Regions from separate parts of the Mus musculus genome. Here region 2 is linked to region 1. A link is a loop called in an ENCODE intact Hi-C map of the cell type or tissue named here. Cell type or tissue: heart. All regions are shown on one strand. Each heading gives the region's core, and the rest is flanking DNA. Links, peaks and the distances in the headings are about the cores only. Region 1 has its middle 5.4 kb from the start of Gm33413. Region 2 overlaps Kcng1 (potassium voltage-gated channel, subfamily G, member 1).

What was found. Hi-C counts contacts between places; a loop is a spot of excess contacts. Peaks named below come from ENCODE experiments on the same cell type or tissue, not always from the same donor. Only the 100,000 strongest peaks of a DNase experiment are listed, where the experiment ranks them.
Region 2: a loop joins it to region 1, with 4 times the contacts of the local background. A loop is called at or near these places in 35 of 42 quality-filtered maps.

Annotation. Positions count from the first base shown.
Region 1 is chr2:168,429,606-168,438,556 of GRCm38, reverse strand. No RefSeq gene overlaps it. Among named protein-coding and RNA genes, the nearest start is that of Gm33413, 5.4 kb to the left of the region's middle. In heart, for the core only: no CTCF peak of the experiment used is centred there; a DNase peak (open chromatin) is centred at 4,176; H3K27me3 peaks cover 1,001 bases.
Region 2 is chr2:168,263,750-168,272,700 of GRCm38, reverse strand. It overlaps Kcng1 (potassium voltage-gated channel, subfamily G, member 1), which reads left to right. Exons shown (of 3, transcript NM_001081134.2): 2 at 3,433-4,232. The coding sequence starts at 3,459. Among named protein-coding and RNA genes, the nearest start is that of Kcng1, 13 kb to the left of the region's middle. In heart, for the core only: a CTCF peak has its summit at 4,453 (motif pointing left); no DNase peak of the experiment used is centred there; H3K4me3 peaks cover 610 bases; H3K27me3 peaks cover 6,777 bases.

The DNA.
Region 1 (8,951 bases), core at 393-8,392:
TCCTTCTTTCTCCTCCTCCTCCCCCTCCTCCTTCTCTTCCTCTCTCTCTCCCTCCTCCCCCTCCTCCTCTCTTCCTTCTCTTCCTCCTCCTTCCTACATCACCTCACGCCATCCTCACACTTCCTAGCCCAGTGAATGGCATTTCTAGTCACTCCCAAGCTCGGGCGTTTGCTCTGGTCCCTCTCTCTCCCTCTGCCCATGAGAGAGGAAAATGGCTGCTGCCACACTTAATCTTCACTGTCTGTATGAGAGGATTTAGAGTCACCCGGGAGATTGACAAGGCTCATCACTTCCTGGATGTCTGCAAGGGCATTCCCATGAGGATTAAGTGAGGAGGAAAGACTCCTGCTGACCGGGCATCACCACCTGTGGTCTGAGGGCCAGGGCATAGGAGGAGGAAGAAGGCAGCCAGCCAGGTGCAGACATTTCCCAGTCTCTACCGGTCAGCCATGATGGGACTGATCAACTCAGCTCAGCTGCAGCCTTCCACCACGGTAGGCTGAGGCCTCTGTAGCTGTGTGCCAAAATAGGTCCTTGCCCCTCAAATCCTTCTATCAGGATCAGGAACATGGTCAGAGCTTTGATCAAATCCACCAGTATGGTAGCTCCTTGCTGCTTCTCTTTCATCCCCCTGTGGTTTCCCAACCTGGCTTCTCTAGCCCGGGTTACGCCATCAGAATCCTCCCAGAAGCCCCGGCTTCCACTTCCAGCACCTCTAGCAGCCAGACTGGTCATCCTGAAACCCAGATCTAGTCCTGCAGAACAAGCCTCCATTTCCCCACAGTGGCATACAAGAGATGATGCCCACACACACCACGAGAGGTTTCAATCCTAGCGCAGAGCTGGTCTTCAAATTCATCCACTAAATCACTGTATTTTTCCTGTGAAGGACATATTTTTGGTGGGCCACATGGTCTGTTGCGGGACGAAACAGTAAGTGTATGTGTGCATGAATGGCTGTGGTTGTATGTCAATAAAACTTTATTTACAGAAACAAATGGGAGGGCCAGATTTGGACCGTGAACCACACCTTGCGGGCCTCTGCTTTAAATCAATGAGTGGATTACTAAGCAGAGGCATTCCTTGTGTTGAAGTGTCAGAAGACATGAAAGGACTTAGCTGGCATAGAATTTAGTATACAGCATGTGCTCGGTTGGGGACCATCAGCATAAGACCGGTATTATTATTCCTCCCTTCTGCACTGTCAAGGGATCAGCAGTCCTGACTCCATGGAAAGAGGCTGGGATCTTTTCTTTCCCAAAGGTCTGACAGCACACTGTGGTGTATAGAGAAGGTTCTGCAAACCAAACCAAAAACAAGACCTACTGTGTGCCAGGCACTGACGTTCATGATTTCAGTTCTTAAAATCTAAGAAAATATTCACGCCCTGAAGCAACTCTGGAGTTTTCAGGAAAATGAAGTGAGAATTCCACACAATGCAAACCTACCATGCACCTGAGGGCTCTGTACAGTGTCCAGGGCACCCGAGGATCCAACAGCAAGCTCCCCTACAAAGGCTACATTGTCACACAGCCCTTTCCCACCAATGAGGTTGCACAGGTGTGGGTTGCTCCCAGGCAGAGAGAGAAAGAGAGAAGAGAGAAGAGAGAGGTTGAGGGCTGTTGACATCTCTCTGCTGCTTTCTTGAATGCAGACCAGCAAATTCTCTTTTTTGCAGTATGCAACCAATTTTCCACCTATCTGAACCAAAAATGTTTTATTTTAATACGTGCATTGTTGATGTGCATTGTTGGGGCCTGCCACACCCACTTCCAGTAAAGATGTCAATTCACCCTCATAGGCCTGCCTCTGGCTGGTTTACCAGGGCTGGTCTATCATCAACTATGAGCCCCATCACTTAGGACAACAAGAAAGGCTTTGCAGGGTCTGGGACAATGACTCAGAAATTAAAGCACTTACTGCTCTTGCCACCCATGGCTCAGGTTTAGTTCCCAGCACCCACATGGCAGCTCACAGCCATCTATAATTCCAGTTCCAGGGGATCTGATGCCCTCTTCCAACCTCTGTTGCACCAGGCGTGCACACAGCGCAGAGACATACTGCGAGGGCAAGATACTCTACCGCATGAAAAGTAAAATTAAGTGAATCTTTTAAAAGAAAGAGAGAGCTTCCCCCGTGAGGTTGAAAAGGATTAATAATGACATCGTTAACTGCCACAGAAGTACCAGTGGCACCGGTCACAGCCTGTCTCACATCTCATTTAGAGTCATACATTGTGTCTCATTGCTAATGAGACAGAAAGTTCCAGAGGATGAACACTATGTCCTATGAATCCATCCAACAGTGATTGATGGCACGGAGGTGCCCTGGACCCTGGTGGGAAGCTGGGCACATAGACTGTAACAGAAGAGGCTGCCAGGCTCTGCGAAGCAGAAGGAAGAGCGACGGTGGCCAAGAAACTCGCAGTGGGGCAGGATGTAGGGGTCAAGAATCAAACATGGCCCCATGGTTGCAGAAATCTAACAGTGCTTTGTGTAAACAGAAACACAGTAAAGTCCAGCTTCAGAGCTGTGGAGGTACAAGCTGGGACCCCCGCATTCAGGGGGCTGAGGCAGGAGGATCATGAGTTTGAGGCCAGCCGAGACTACGCAGCCAGGCCTTATCTCAATAGCCTGGATGACCCACAAGCCTCGTGGTTCACTCATGGTTCTAACCATGCCTTCTGTGACCCTATCTTTTCCCAGCATCCTCCACAGGGCTCTTGGTTATATCTTTCCAGGTTCTCATCCCAGAGACCAGATGTACACTGATTGGCTGCTCAAGGTCATGTACTTGCTTGTGAGCCAATGACCACACATGCAAATGGCCCCTGTGAAGAACCAGTCAGGACCCAGTGTGGATGGAAAGGGGAGGGGTCAACTTGTTTCCCAGCAGAACAGACACCCACAGGCTCCCTCAGAGCCAGGACAGGGATCCCCAGTGGAGCTGGACCCCCAAGCCTTCCCAGTGTCCCTCACTGGACTGCGCTCCTCACGTGTGCTCACGTTGACTCCTCAGGCACAATGACACTAGTGGAGGTGAACTCACAGTTTATGTGACATTTAACGGCCAGGGTGTCCCCTGGCCAGTCTTAGGGAAGATGCTTACTGGTGGACTTGGATCTGAGCCCTGGAAATCGAATGTGCGTTACTGTCTTAGTCAGGGTGTTACTGCTGTGAACAGACACCATGACCAAGGCAACTCTCATAAGGACAGCATTTAATTGGGGCTGGCTTACAGGTTCAGAGGTTCAGTCCATTATCATTAAGGTGAGAGCATGGCAGCATCCAGGCAGGCATGGTGCAGGAGGAGCTGAGAGTTCTACATCTTCATCTGAAGGCTGCTAACAGAATACTGACTTCCAGGCAGCTAGGATGAGGGTCTTAAAGCCCACACCCACAGTGACACACTTACTCCAACAAGGACACACCTTCTAATAGTGCCACTCCCTGGGGCAAACATAAACAAACCATCACCTTTGTAGGTGTTGGCTTGAAGCTGAGGGTCAAGGTGTCACCCAGCTGTCCTGGGTTCCAGATTGAACAAGCTCCAGTCCTACTTTGGCCTGGGACTCAACTGAGTGATTGGAGCTTCAAGGTGGATGGGGAGAGAAGCCCCCCTGCCCCCGGCACCCAGAAGGACCTGTCCTTCACAAGTCTACCTCCAGCATATCTTGTTGACCTTTCATGCAGACCTAGCAAGGCAACCCCCTCCACACTTCAGGGGGATTTGGGTGGATCAGCAGATCAGCAGTTCTCAATCTGTGGGTTGTGACCCTTTCGGGGATCCCTTAAGACTATAGGAAAACATAGATATTTACATTAACATTCATCATAGTAGCAAAATGACAGTTATATAGTGGCAGTGAAAATAATTTTATGGTATGGGGTCACCACAACACTAGGGACTACTGCTCCTGTTGTAAAGGGTCGAAGCACTAGGAAGGTTGAGAACCACTGATCTAGATGAACATGAATTCTAACAGATCACCCATGATGGATATTGTTAGTGGGAAAACAGAATCGTTTCTGGACTTGGTGGTGCTCACCTTTGACCCCAGCACTTGGAAAGCGGAAACAGGCAGATAGCTGTGATTCTGAGCCCAGCCTGGGCTGCACAGTGAGTTCCAGGCCAGCCAAGGCTGCACAGTGACAGCCTGTCTCAAAACAAAATAGAAACAACAGAGCACCCTTTTCCCAGACTCTGCAATTCCCTGTGGAGTCGGCTTCTGTGTCTCTGTAGTGGGAGGAAGCGTCACAAGGCACTTTCCTTCCAGGTTGGGATAGGAAGGGCTGGACAGTGGCGATGGGCCACTAAAGCTGGACACCCCTCTGCTGTCCATGTGACCTTTTAACCTGCTTCTCTTGCAGGACCCCATACCTGCCTGTCCACTGGAGACCTGCATTTGCCACTCTAGGCTTCCCTCAACTCAGGGGTTTCCTCCCACTCAACGACATGGTTCTTGGAGCTTAGATAACAATGTCATCACATCACAATGTCCATGTGCCAGGTGAGCATAGCTAGAGACTCAGAGAGAACCGGACACACACCAGCTGCTGATGCTAGCCTGAAAACAGGTTCCTGTCAGGAAATACCAGCCAAAGCCTATTATTCAGATCTGGTGCTGTCTCCTTTTCGGTTCCACATATTTCAGTGTTGGCCTTAGCCCAAGAGCACACATCCTCACAAGGACAAATGCAGGCTCTGCACTCTTGGAACCCTCCCCACAGATGAGGCCCAGCATCATATATGTCAGGAAATCCAGAGCCTGGCTAGTGTGGTTTGTTACTATCTAACATTTTATACATGCAGTTGTGCAGAGAGCAGTGAACCATGAATGCAGCTATGTGGATTCAGAGAAAGGTTAAAGTTTACTCTCTGAGCGGCAGAGAGATGGCTCGGTGTCTAGGAGTACTGGCTGCTCTTCCAGGGGACTTGGATTTGTTTCCCTGCACCCACGTGGCAGTTCACCATTATAACTCCTGCTCCAGGAATCCAGTGCCCTCTTCTGGCCTCCATGAGCACCAGCCACACTCGTGATGCATAAGACACGGGGTGCAAGTAAAACACCCAAACACATACAAATAAAAATGGTTTATTAAAAAACCACCACTCTCTCCAGGCAGTAATGATGCACACCTTTTTTTATTTTAGTTTTCAAGACAGGGTTTCTCTGTGTAGCCCTGGCTGTCCTGGAACTCACTCTGTAGACCAGGCTGGCCTCGAACTCAGAAATCTGCCTGCCTCTGCCTCCCAAGTGCTGGGATTAAAGGCGTGTGCCACCACTGCTCAGCATGATGCACACCTTTAAATCTAGCACTCCATTTGGGAGGCAGCAGTAGGTGGCTGTGAGTTCAAGGCCAGCCAGGGCTACAACAGAGAAACCCTGTCATGGAAAAAAACAAAACAAAACAAAAGAACAAAGCAAAACAAACCACAACTGTCATAGCTCCAAATCACACAGGGAAAGCTGACCCCCAGTCTTCATGTCACCTCTCCCATTAGAAGAATCCTCCTGCTAAGCTGGAGTTACATCCTTTAAGTTGAAGGTAGCATGCCCAGCTATTACCACGCAGAGTGGAGCCTCACAAGAAGATGGTCCAGAGCAAGCGACTGGAGACTTTTCACAGCTTTTGGGTCTTCCCTTCAAGGCAAAGTCCTGGTTTTAACTCTTTGCCTTTGGTTGGCAGGCAGTGGAAATGGTCAGAGTGCAGATACGATGGCCGGAGCTGGTGCAGCCACACTGGGCCATGAGAGAGATGCCATAGCGAAGGATAAGAACCCGGTTTTCTGATGGTGGCAAGCCTGCCCTACTAGCCCCATATGCTTACACAGACTGTCAACCAGAAAAAGACATGTAGGCATCACTATTTTGGGATTCCTCTTCAGTAGCTAAACTGCGGGCTGAATTTACACATTTCCTAAGCTTTTCTAAGATGGCTTCATCTGCTTCATAAGCAGCTGACGCTGGGAACTAAGAGCCTTCTCTCGGGCGTCCATTCACCCAGCAACTGTGTGTGTCTCCCTGTGCCTGGCTCAGAGATGCTGAACAAGGAAGTGTCCAGATGGCTTACATTTACAGGTTCCGGCCAGGGACCTGTGGCTTCTCCAGTCTACCAGCCTGTTATTCTTTGGTGTGGCACTGCTGTCTAGGCTGATGTTAGCCTCTGCTTATGAGCTGGTAGCCACCGGCTGACCTATCTGCCCTCCCTTCCAGCTGGCCCATTCCCCGGAGGGAGGCCTGCCTATGGCCATCAGCAGCCTTGCTGTGGTGGCTACTCCTGGTTGTCAACTTGACTTCATCGGGAATGAACTACAATCCAGAAATGGAGGGCACACCTGCGATCCGGATCTCGTGGCCATGAAAAGCTTAGGCCCAGGCAGGGTAGTACACACCTTTAATCCCAGGAGACACAGACAAGCAGATCTCTGAGTTCAAGGCCAGCCCTGGGGCAGAGCAAATTCCAAGTCCAGATGTGGTAGTTCTCACCCTTAATCTGGGCCACGCCTTTTTCTGGAGGCCGACATACGGACACTGAAAGAAGACGACTCACTCTTCTCCACCTGCTTGCACTTTCTTGCCAGCACATCCGTTGGAACCCACTTCTTCAGACTCCAGCGTCTACAGAAGACCAGCTGAAACAACTAGCCTCGTGGGCCTGAGCAATGACTAGACTCTTGGGCTTCCCATTCACAGCTGCCCACTGTTGGGTCAGTAGGACTGCAGACTGTACATCATCTCAATGAATTCCCTTCATATACAGGGATACTCCATAAGCTCTGCGGCTCTAGAGAGCCCTGACTTCCTCTGGCCTTACCTCCTGCACCCTCTGTGGCAGGTGGAACTTCTGTGGTCAGCTCTGCCCTGCACCCTAGGGAGCCTGCTCGGTTTCAAGTTCAGCCCCGGGTCTTCTGCACTGACCCCAAACCCTTCCCCTGCTGATCTTGTGCTTTACTGACTTGTCTGTCTCCGAGCTTCCTGGTGGTAGGGGGACTGGAGGGCAGGAGGATCAATGTGACCCCACTGCCGAGCTCCCACGACTGACTCGGATGGACTCTAAGGGTGACAGGTGAGGCCTGGAAGCCCACTGGTGTGAGATGCTCAAGGGTAGCAGTCCTCAACCTATGGATCCTGACCCCTGCTGGGGGGTGTTGAACACCTTTCTCACAGGGGTCCCACATCAGAGAGCTTGCATTTCAGATATTTACATTATGATTCATAAGAGTAGCAAATGTATAGCTATGAAGTAGCAATGAAAACATTTTTATGGGGCTGGCGAGATGGCTCAGTGGTTAAGAGCGCCGACTGCTTTTCTGAAGGTCCTGAGTTCAAATCCCAGCAACCACATTGTGCCTCACAACCATTCGTAATGAAATCTGACGCCCTCTTCTGGAGTGTCTGAAGACAGTTACAGTGTACTTACATATAATACATAAATAGATCTTTTTTAAAAAAAAGAAAATATTTTTATGGTTGGGGTCAGCCCAACATGATGACATAAAGGGTCACGCATTAGGCGGGTTGAGAGCCTCTGCTCTAGGGGCCATGTAAACCTAGAAGTGCCTCAGCTGCTTCCTTGGCGCATTGATACTCCTAAGACTTCCTCAGCAGGCTGCCCAGAAGCACTGGGGGACATTGATGCAGATGAACCCACTACCTCTGGTCACACTTTCCTAAGAAGAGAAATACACAACACAGTACTGAGTCACATGGTCACTGCCAGTGTGGAGGTGATAGGTGGAGAAACTGTGCCCAAGGGAGTCAAGTGCATTCTTTGGTGACAGAACAGGGATGCATCCTGCAGCAAAGAAGATACCTGAGGCAGCATGGGCACAGTCTCACCTCCCAGGGCTAGCTGCATCTTGATAAATATAGTCCTCAGGATGGCATAACAGCAGCCTTGCCAGGAGCTCAGGGGAGACTTCCTGCCTGGGCAGGGACTCAAGCATCATGCTTAAGCTGGGAGGAAAGGCTCGAGGCAGGAGGCAGAGGCAGAGGCAAGAGAATTGCCTTGAGTTTTGAGGCCAGCCTTGGCTACATCGAACCATAGTATGGCCCACATATTTACAAGACCACACAGGAGCAGCAGCCAGGAAGAGCAGATGTGGGTGCGGTGGGGCTAGGTTTAAGATATGCTGCAGACCAGGAGAGGGGACTTCAAAATGCTTCCATCATTGAAGACTTCTGGCCACAGCTGGCGGGGGGGGGGGGGGTGTTGTCTTTGAAATAATGTGCTTCACTGGGCTACAAAAAGAGCCTTGGGGAGAAGAGAGATGTGGACAGTAACAGGACTGTCTCTTCCTTGCCCCTCTCCACAGGCCTGGGGAGGGACACAGGCACAGTCCCACTGTGAGGGTCTTGCCTGGCGCTGTCCCTGATACTCAGACAGGCAGTTCATACAGTCGAGATGTGTTGGCTCTTGGTTTTGGAAGCCAGGGCCAAGCGGCTATGTCTGGTGGGGTGCTTCTTGCTGGCAGCTTCTCTTGTCACTGGTGGGGTCCCCGAAGTCACGTCAGTTGCTTTTCTTATTGCTCTGAAAATACCTGTCAAGAGCAGCTTCAGGGGAAAGGATTTCTCTTGGCTCACGGTCTAAGAAGCTCACAGTCTAAGCTCCACCTGGGCTTTATGATGAGAATCCTCTGGAGTCTAGGACATTGGGACACTCGTTCCTCAGCTAGTAGCACTGTGTAGGGAGGTTTAGGACATGGAGCCTTGAGGCCGGAAGTACATCATTGGGGGCAGGCTTTGAGGTTTCCAAGAGGCTCTCCCCTCTGTACTTCCTGTTTGTGGTTTAGGGTGTGAGCGCTTGGCTGCTGCTCTCCTCGGCAGCTGCGGAGCTCTCCCACCATAGCGAGCTCTCCCGCCATAGTGGCGATGGTGTTTTCTCTGCCCAGAACTGTAAGCCACAAATAAACCTTTCCTTCCATGAGCAGCCTTGGCAGCGGTGTTT
Region 2 (8,951 bases), core at 350-8,349, 170 kb after region 1:
TATTCATTACAGAACAAAGGAAGATATAAATCAAAGTATTTACAGAATACAGCAGTGGGGGGCCACAGGTAGTGAGTCAGTAAATCTAGTGGGCTTAATGAGATGTATTCTGAGGTCAGACACAGGTGTGGGCAATGAATGGCTTTCAAAGGGACTGAAAATAGCCCAAGATAATTTGGTTTCTGGTCTGCGACACTTTAATGATTCACAATCCTCCAAGTTCAGTCATTTGGCATCATAGAATATTTAACCCAGGTTACAGCTTCCCCTCTGTTTCTCTCTTTCTGTCTTTTCTCTCCTGCTAGGAATTTCACTTCACATTACCAAAGAACAATCTCAAACTAACAACTCTCCTGCCTCCACCACCCATGTGCTGGGGTCATGGTGGTGCACTACCATGCCCAGTTTCTGCAGTGCTGGGCATAACCCAGGCTTCTCTTCATGCTGAGTGGGTGCTCCACCAACTGAGCTACATCCCCAGCTCTTTCGTTTTGTTCACTAAGACAGCGTCTCTGTGGACTGGAGAGGTGGTGGCTCAGCTGTTAAAAGTATTGGCTGTTCTTTCAGAGGACCTGGGTTCAATTCCCAGTATCCATGTGGCAGCTCACAACCAGTTCCAGGAGACTGACACATCTAGCTGTACCAGGCAGTCATGTACACACATGCAGGAAAAATACCCATACATGTAAAAGAAAAAAAATAATTATCTTTTTTCAAAAAAGCCACTTATGGTGGCCCAAGCCTTTAATCCCAGCACTTGGGAAGCAGAGGCAGGTACATCTCTGAGTTCGAGACTAGCCTGGTCTATAAAGCAAGTCTCAAGACAGTCAGGGCCACACAGAGAAAACCTGTCTTCAAACAAACAAATGGTGTCTCTGGGGCTGGAGAGATGGCTCAGCTTTTAAGAGCTCTGGCTGTTCTTCCAGAGGACCCAGGTTCAATTTCTAGGCTCCAGATGGCAGCTCACAAACAGACTGTCTTTCCAACCCCTCCATGGGCACTGCACACTTGCTGTGTAGACGTGCATGCAGACAAAACACCCATCACATTAAATAAATATTTTTAGGGTAATGTCTCACTGCATATCTCATTCTGGCCTTCAATATGATAATCCTCCTGCCTCAGCCTCCCGGGTGCACTACCAAGCCCAGCTATGGATGATGATCTTAAAAAGCCAATTACAGACCTGTAATTCCAGCAATCGTTAGACTGAGGCAGGGGGATCACAATTCTGAGGACAGCCTAGTCTACATTATGTAGTGAGATTGGGGGGGGGGGATATTAAACTTTTGCTACTTTCCTATGCATCCATTTAGTTCTAGAAAGGTCTTTTGAGTAACCCGAGGTCTCAAATGCCTACAGTAAAGGAAGCCTGCAAGTGAGGTAGGGTGGGAGTGAAGGAGAGTGTTAAGACTGCAGTAGACTGGAGCGGGGCCTAAAAGGCAGAGCCATTTCTCAATCGGAATTCGAGCCACGAGTACATCTTTTTACATGAAACTGCTTAAGTATCAGAAGTATTTGTAAACCAAGCTGAGCCTAGGAGCTGGAGACAGGTCAGCCCCCTCATTCTCTGGGTGCAGACCGCTCACTCTGAGGCTGGGAAGGAAGGAAGGTCGTGGTTGCTGATACTCTGACCTTTGCTTTCTAAAGCTGCACATGTGGCAGGTTTATGCACAGTAAACGCTCTCATCCCCGGCAAGTGGGCAAGTGGGTCGTGGAGCGTTTACACTGCTGGGTATAGGGATCCAGAGATGAGTCAGGCGTGCTCCCTCCCCGGAGAGCAGATAGTCCTCAGAAGTATCCAAGCTTGCACACCAATAACCGTAAAACTGGCTACACAGTGGGGCTAAGAGCATGGATCAGTGAGTAAAGTGCTTGTTGCTGCAGCATGAGGACCTGAGTTCAAATCCCTGCCTCCCATGTAAAGAGTCAGGCATAGAAGAATGTGCCTGAAGCCCCAGCACTGGGGGACAGAGAAAAGCAGATCCCACGAATTCACTGATCAGACAGTCAGGCTGAAGCAGCGAGCTTCTGGTCCAGTGTGAGACCCTGACTCAAGGCATGTAAGAATGGGAACATGTGAAGACCCACACATACACACACACATACACACACACACTCACACACACACATACACACACACTCACACACACACACACACAACCTGGGGCAGATTTATTTTGAAGCACCTGGAGCAGCCAGAGTTGGCTCTGTGCTCTCCACCCCTGGAGTCTGCAAGGTGATATTTGCCAACAGGGGAGTAAAACAGGCCCTATTTTGATATCCAGACATGTCTTTGCCCATTGCCTCTTATGTACCTGTTTCCTGTTTGTGGAAGTGATAAGGGTGTTAGGAGAAAAACTAAGACAATAACCAGCCAGTACTGAGCAACTGGCCCGTGTCAGGCTCTTTCATTTCATAGGTAGGTGACTTACCTGGACTGTGTGGCTCCAAAAGCTATCACTTCAATACCAGGGCCTTTCCACTCAGCATTTGGGCTATTGAGGGCCAGATGACTTCGGTGGGGGCTGTAATGGGCACTGTGGCTGTTGAGTTAGCTGCTCCCAGGCCCTTCTGCTGGAAGCTAGAACTCTCCAACGCATCAGTCAAAACTACCTCAGACATCGCTGCATGTCCCATGTTAAGTCAGCGCCACCTGAGAGCCACTGGCCAAGGCTAAAATGTCTCTCTCAGCTATGCCATTTAATTAAAAGTTAGCTGGGCTCAATTTCCAGCACCTCACACACTAAACTCTAACCCAACCCCAGGGCTCCACTCTGGCCCTCATGCCTCCAGTTCTCAACACCAAGAAGTCAGGCAGGTGAAATGGCTCAGCAGGGAAAGGCGCTTGTGAAGCAAGCCTCGTTACTGAGTTCCGTCCCCAGAGCTCATGTGAGTTGGTAGAGAGAGTCAGCTTCACAAAGATGTCCTCTGGCTTCCACATGCACACACACATGCACGCACACACACTCACATGCTCGTGCACACACACATATGCACCATTATACACACACACAGACCCACCCACACACATACATACACACTCACACAACACATATCATCACTATACACATACAACATTCACACATACGCACTCACACTCTCACACACACTCACATACAGTGCTTAAGAGCACTGGCTTCTCTTGCAGAAGACCAAGATTCAATCCACAGCACCTACATGGCAACTCACAACCACCTGTAACTTCATTTCAGAGGAACCTACCACCCCCTCATGGCCTCCTTCGGTATTTTCACATATGTGATACACATACAGACATGTAGGCGCACACATGTGCATATAAATAAAAATATTTAAAACTCATAGTACTATTTTTAAAAATAAAATAAAAATACATACTCCACAATCAGTGAAGGGCTCTCTTAAGACTCAGGGGTCACCAAGGATCTCTCCTCCTTCTCCTCCTTCCAGGCCCAAGAGGGATGTGAAGCCCCAAAATGACCCTGTTACCGGGAGACAACTCGCACTATGACTACAGCGCTCTAAGCTGCGCCTCAGACACCTCCTTCCACCCGGCCTTCTTCCCACAGCGCCAGGCCATCAAGGGCGTCTTCTACCGCAGGGCCCAACGATTGCGGCCGCAGGACGACCTGCACCAGAGCTGCTCCCTTGGGGACCGCAGGCGACAGATCATCATCAACGTGGGTGGCATCAAGTACTCACTACCTTGGACCACCCTGGATGAGTTCCCACTGACGCGGCTGGGCCAGCTCAAGGCCTGCACCAACTTCGACGACATCCTGAGCGTGTGTGATGACTATGACGTAACCTGCAACGAGTTCTTCTTCGACCGCAACCCCGGAGCTTTTGGCACCATCCTCACCTTCCTGCGGGCCGGCAAGCTGAGGCTGCTTCGGGAGATGTGCGCCCTGTCCTTCCAGGAGGAGCTGCTGTACTGGGGCATCGCGGAGGACCACCTGGACGGCTGCTGCAAGCGCCGGTACCTGCAGAAAATCGAGGAGTTTGCTGAGATGATGGAGCGCGAGGAGGAGGAGGAGCCGCTGGACAGCGAGGATCAAGAGAGTGAGGGTCCGTCCGCCAGCGAGGGCCGCCTGAGCCGCTGCATGAGGAGGCTGCGTGACATGGTGGAGCGGCCACACTCAGGGCTGCCTGGCAAGGTGTTTGCCTGCCTGTCCGTTCTGTTTGTCACCGTCACCGCCGTCAACCTGTCTGTCAGCACCCTGCCCAGCCTGCGTGAGGAGGAGGAACAGGTAAGACCGTCAGCAGCTCTGAAGACTGGCTCTAACTTCCTATGCCATCCCTGGGAGGTCTTCTCTCTCTGCGCTAGCCGAACAACCTTAGTGCTGCTTGATGTCTTACTATGTGGACGTGTTTGTATCCATCTTCTCTACCTCCCTCCCTGATAATGTGAGTGTCCTGAAGTCAGCAGCTGTGACGGTCCTGGTCTCTACTGCGCCCCCTACTGTCCTAGCCTGTGGGCTCTAGAACAAAGGCCAACAAAGAGACCCCGAGCCTCTTCTGCAGATTGCATGAGTGTTTGGGTGATATGACCCTGACACGCCTGCCTCTGAGCTGGGCACATTCCAGAGGCCATTAAAACTGACCTCCCATCTCCCTTCTTTAGTAACCTACCAAACTTGTTTTCTTAGTCATGCAAACAATTTTTTTTTATCCATAGGTCTGTGTGTATGGACATGTCCCCACAGGATAAGCATGTTTCTGTGCACAGTAAGAAATTGCGGCTAGGGTGGGCAGTGGTGGCGCACGCCTTTAATCCCAGCACTTAGGAGGCAGAGACAGGTGGATTTCTGAGTTCGAGGCCAGCCTGGTCTACAGAGTGAGTTCCAGTACAGCCAGGACTACACAGAAAAACCCTGTCTCGAAAAAAAAAAAAAAAAGAAGAAGAAGAAGAAAGGAAGGAAGGAAGGAAGGAAGGAAGGAAGAAAGAAAGAAAGAAAGAAAGAAAGAAAGAAAGAAAGAAAGAAAGAAAGAAAGAAAGAAAGAGAAAGAAAGAAGAAATTGCATGTAGCAGCAGTGGTGATGCACACCTCTAATCCCAGAGGCAGGTGGAGGCAGAGGCAGGTGGATCTCTGTGAGTTTGAGGCCAGCCTTGTCTACAGAGCTAGTTCCAGGATAGCCAAAGCTACTCAAAGAAACCTTGTCTGGAGTAGGGGAGGGTATTCCATGTAAGGCAGTTACTCTCAGTCTGACACAGGCTGACTGCTATCAGAAGCCATGGGAGCCTGGAGACGGGGCTCTGCTTAGCTTCCCTGCAGGTCCTCCTGTAACTCCATAGGAGGCATGTTCTCTCACCCGTCCAGCCAGTGAGGACACTGAAGCAGACAGAACAGTTTACATAGGTTCACGGAATCCATGGTCTGTATACCCCACACAGCAGCTAGGGACCCATGATACCCCACAGAAGTCCATGACTGACCTGTCCGCAACTCCCCCACACTAGACTTGAGGTCTTCAGAAATGAAGCGTTTCCCATATGGAAATGCTCACTTGAGTTTTCATACCGATGACAGAGACATGCTGGGTCCACAGGGGAGGTCCCCTGGGCCTTTGGGTCGGGATTCCTGTACCACATGAACGAACCAGGCACTCACTGTGCAGACATTTGAGAGACGGTCTGACAGAGTGGGGTGAACATACCAGCACTAATTGAGGACCAGCTGTAGAGCCTGCACGTGCTAAGCCTTTTGTGCTGTTTGACTTAATCTTAGAAGTTCTCATGAGGAAGGAGCCCTTCCATCTACAGATGTCATGGCGGATATGGTCATCGAGGCTGCCTTTTATAACTCAGAGAGAACTGCTAGCGTGTTCTTACACACTGAAGGTTTTTTTTTTTTTTAAAGGGATCTTAAGAAAATATTTCAGGCTAGAGAGAAGGCTCAGAGGTTAAGAGCACTGGCTGCCCTTCCAGAGGACCTGAGTTCAGTTCCCAGTAACCACATGGTGGCTCATGACCGGCTCATAATGAAATCTGATGCCCCCTTCTGGTATGCAGGTATACATGGAGATATACACTAAATAAAACTTTAAAAAGGAAAATTTAATGTTGATGATCATAGGAACCGGGGACAAGGGGGGTAGGCTAGAGCCAGACAGCTGGAACCTGAGTCCCATCTCACCCACCCTGGCTGCACTGCGGTGGGGAAGTTACTAGACCATGCTATGCCTCAGTTTCTCTGTCCATTCCAGGGACTATGAATGCTGTTCTGAACATTCAGTTAAGTGAGGAAGTCCATGTATGGGGAACAGCACCAAGCCTGGCATGTTATTGAGTACAGATTTGGTTTTAGCTCCATCATTTTGTGAGACAGAGCTTTACTACGCCAGGTTGGCCTGAAACTCACAACACCTCTTCTGCCTCAGCTTCTGAGTCATAGCTTTATCATCACCAGACCCATTATTCTTGGTTCTAATTTTTTAGAGATTTCTATTATTATTTTATGTGTATATGGTGGGGCAACGAGGACTCTCCTGCTCCAGCAGAGGGTGTTGGATGCCCCGAGGTTACAGACTCTTGTGGGCCACCTGACGTGGTGCTGGGATCTGAACTCCTGAGGAGCAGTGAGCACTCTGAACCCCTGAGTCATTTCTCCACCACTTCCCCCACCACCACCACCTTATTCCTAATTTTATCAGGAAAACAGCATCAAAGCCACACTGATGGGACTTCTGGCACTGTTTTGTTTTGGTTTCTCCATGTGGTGCTGGAGGTGGAACCCAAGGCCCCCACAGGCTAGGCTAGTGGCCTATCATTATATATATACTCCCAATCTGACAGCACTCTTTTTAAATGTGTGTGTGTGTGTGTGTGTGTGTGTGTATGTGTGTGATGTGTGTGCATGTATGTGGTATATGTGTGTAATGTGTGTGCATGTGTGCATGTATGTGTGCATGTATGTATGTGCATGTATGTGGTGTGTGCATGTGTGTGCATATGTGCATTATGTGTGTGGTGTGTGCATGCATGGGCATGTGTGTTGTGTATGTGTGATGTGTATGCATGTATGTGGTATGTGTGCATGTGTGATGTGTGTCCATGTATATGCTGTGTGTGCATGTGTGTTCATGTATGGGCATGCATGTGGTGTATGTGTGATGTGTATGCATGTATGTGGTATGTGTGCATGTGTGATGTGTGTCCATGTATATGCTGTGTGTGCATGTGTGTTCATGTATGGACATGTATGTGGTGTATGTGTGATGTGTATGCATGTATGTGGTATGTGTGCATGTGTGTGATGTTTGTGCATGTATATAGTGTGTGTGCATGCATATGTGTGTTGTGTGTGCATGTGTGTGTATACAAACATGTGGTGTGTATGCATGTGCAAGAGTGCACGTGTGCAGGAATGTGAGTGAAGGCCTAGAGTTGGCATCACTTATTTTCCTAATTGACCTATGCTTTTTTGCACTGAGGTGGGATCTCTTCCTTAAAACAAGAGTTTGCCAATCCTGGCTAATCTAGCTACCCAGCTTACCTCTGGATCCTGTCTTTTCCTTCTGAGCAGAGGCTGCAGTGGCTGCCACACCTGCCTGGATTTTACCTAGGTCCTGGGGATGCAAACACTGGTCCTCACAGCAAGGGCTTTACCCACTGGGTCACCAACAACATCCTGATATGTCTTTAAAAAATCAAATAAATAAACCAGGTGGTGGTGTCACATGCCTTTAATCCCAGCACTCAGGAGGCAAAGGCAGCTGGATCTCTGAGTTTGAGGCCAGCCTGGTCTACAGAGCAAGTTCTGGGACAGCCAGGGCTATGCAGAGAAACCCTGTTTCAAAAAAAAATCAAAATAAATACATGAATAAACAAACAGGGCAGGAGAGGGTTGTGTGAATCTACGATCCCAGAACTTGGGAGGTGAAGAGAGAAGGGTCAGGAGTTCTAAGTCACCCTCTACCACCCTGACTCGGAAGAAAGAACCAGAGAGAGAGAGAGAGACAGACAGACAGACAGACAGAAAGACAGATCCCTAGCCTTATTTATTTATTTATTTATTTATTTATTTATATTGTTGCTGTGTAGCTCTGGCTGTCCTGGAACTTGCTCTATAGACCAGGTTGGCCTTGAACTCACAGAGACCCACCTGCTTCTGCCTCCCAAGTGCTGGGGTTAAAGGTGTGTGCCACCATGCCCGACCCTGGCTTTCTTTATGTCAGTGGCAATGATCTTTGGTTTTACTTGGGGACCAGTAGGGTTCATCGTGGCACCTGGTCCATGTGCATACATTTGAGGGCCTACTGTATACAGGCACTGCAGGGGAGACAGTGACCAGGACAAGTCTTCAGACTTGCAAGTATATTGGGCTTAGCTGGGTTGGTGGTACCCCACTTCATAACCACACAACAAGGGGCCTTGTGTGAGAGGCCTAAACACACCTGGGGCTACTCAGGTGGGGTACACTCCAGGAAGGCTTCCTGGAGAAGGAGGGCTTCTCACCCCAGAGATTGGGAACATCAGAGTCCCCAGGTCAAGGATTGCATCACCAAGCTGGAGTGAATTTTCAGAAAGACAAAACCACAGAGGTCCTCTGAGAAGCTAATCACAATCCAGAGTCTTCCTAATGCTTCAACCCTTTTAATACAGTTCCTCATGTTGTGGTGACCCCAACCACAAAACTGTTTTCGTTGCTCCTTTGTAACTGTAATTTCGATATTGTTATGAATCATAATGTAAATATTTGATATACGCTGGGCAGTGCTGGCGCACACCTTTAATCCCAGCACTTGGGAGATGAGTGGATTTCTGAGTTCGAGGCCAGCCTGGGCTAGAGTGAGTTCCAGGACAGCCAGGACTACACAGAGAAACCCTGTTTTGAAAAATCATTGTGTGTGTGTGTGTGTGTGTGTGTGTGTGTGTGTGTGCTTACAGGATATCTGATGTGGGATCCCACAAAGGGGTTCCAATCCACAGTTTGAGAACCACTGCGTTAGGAAGTCTATGGTTTGGT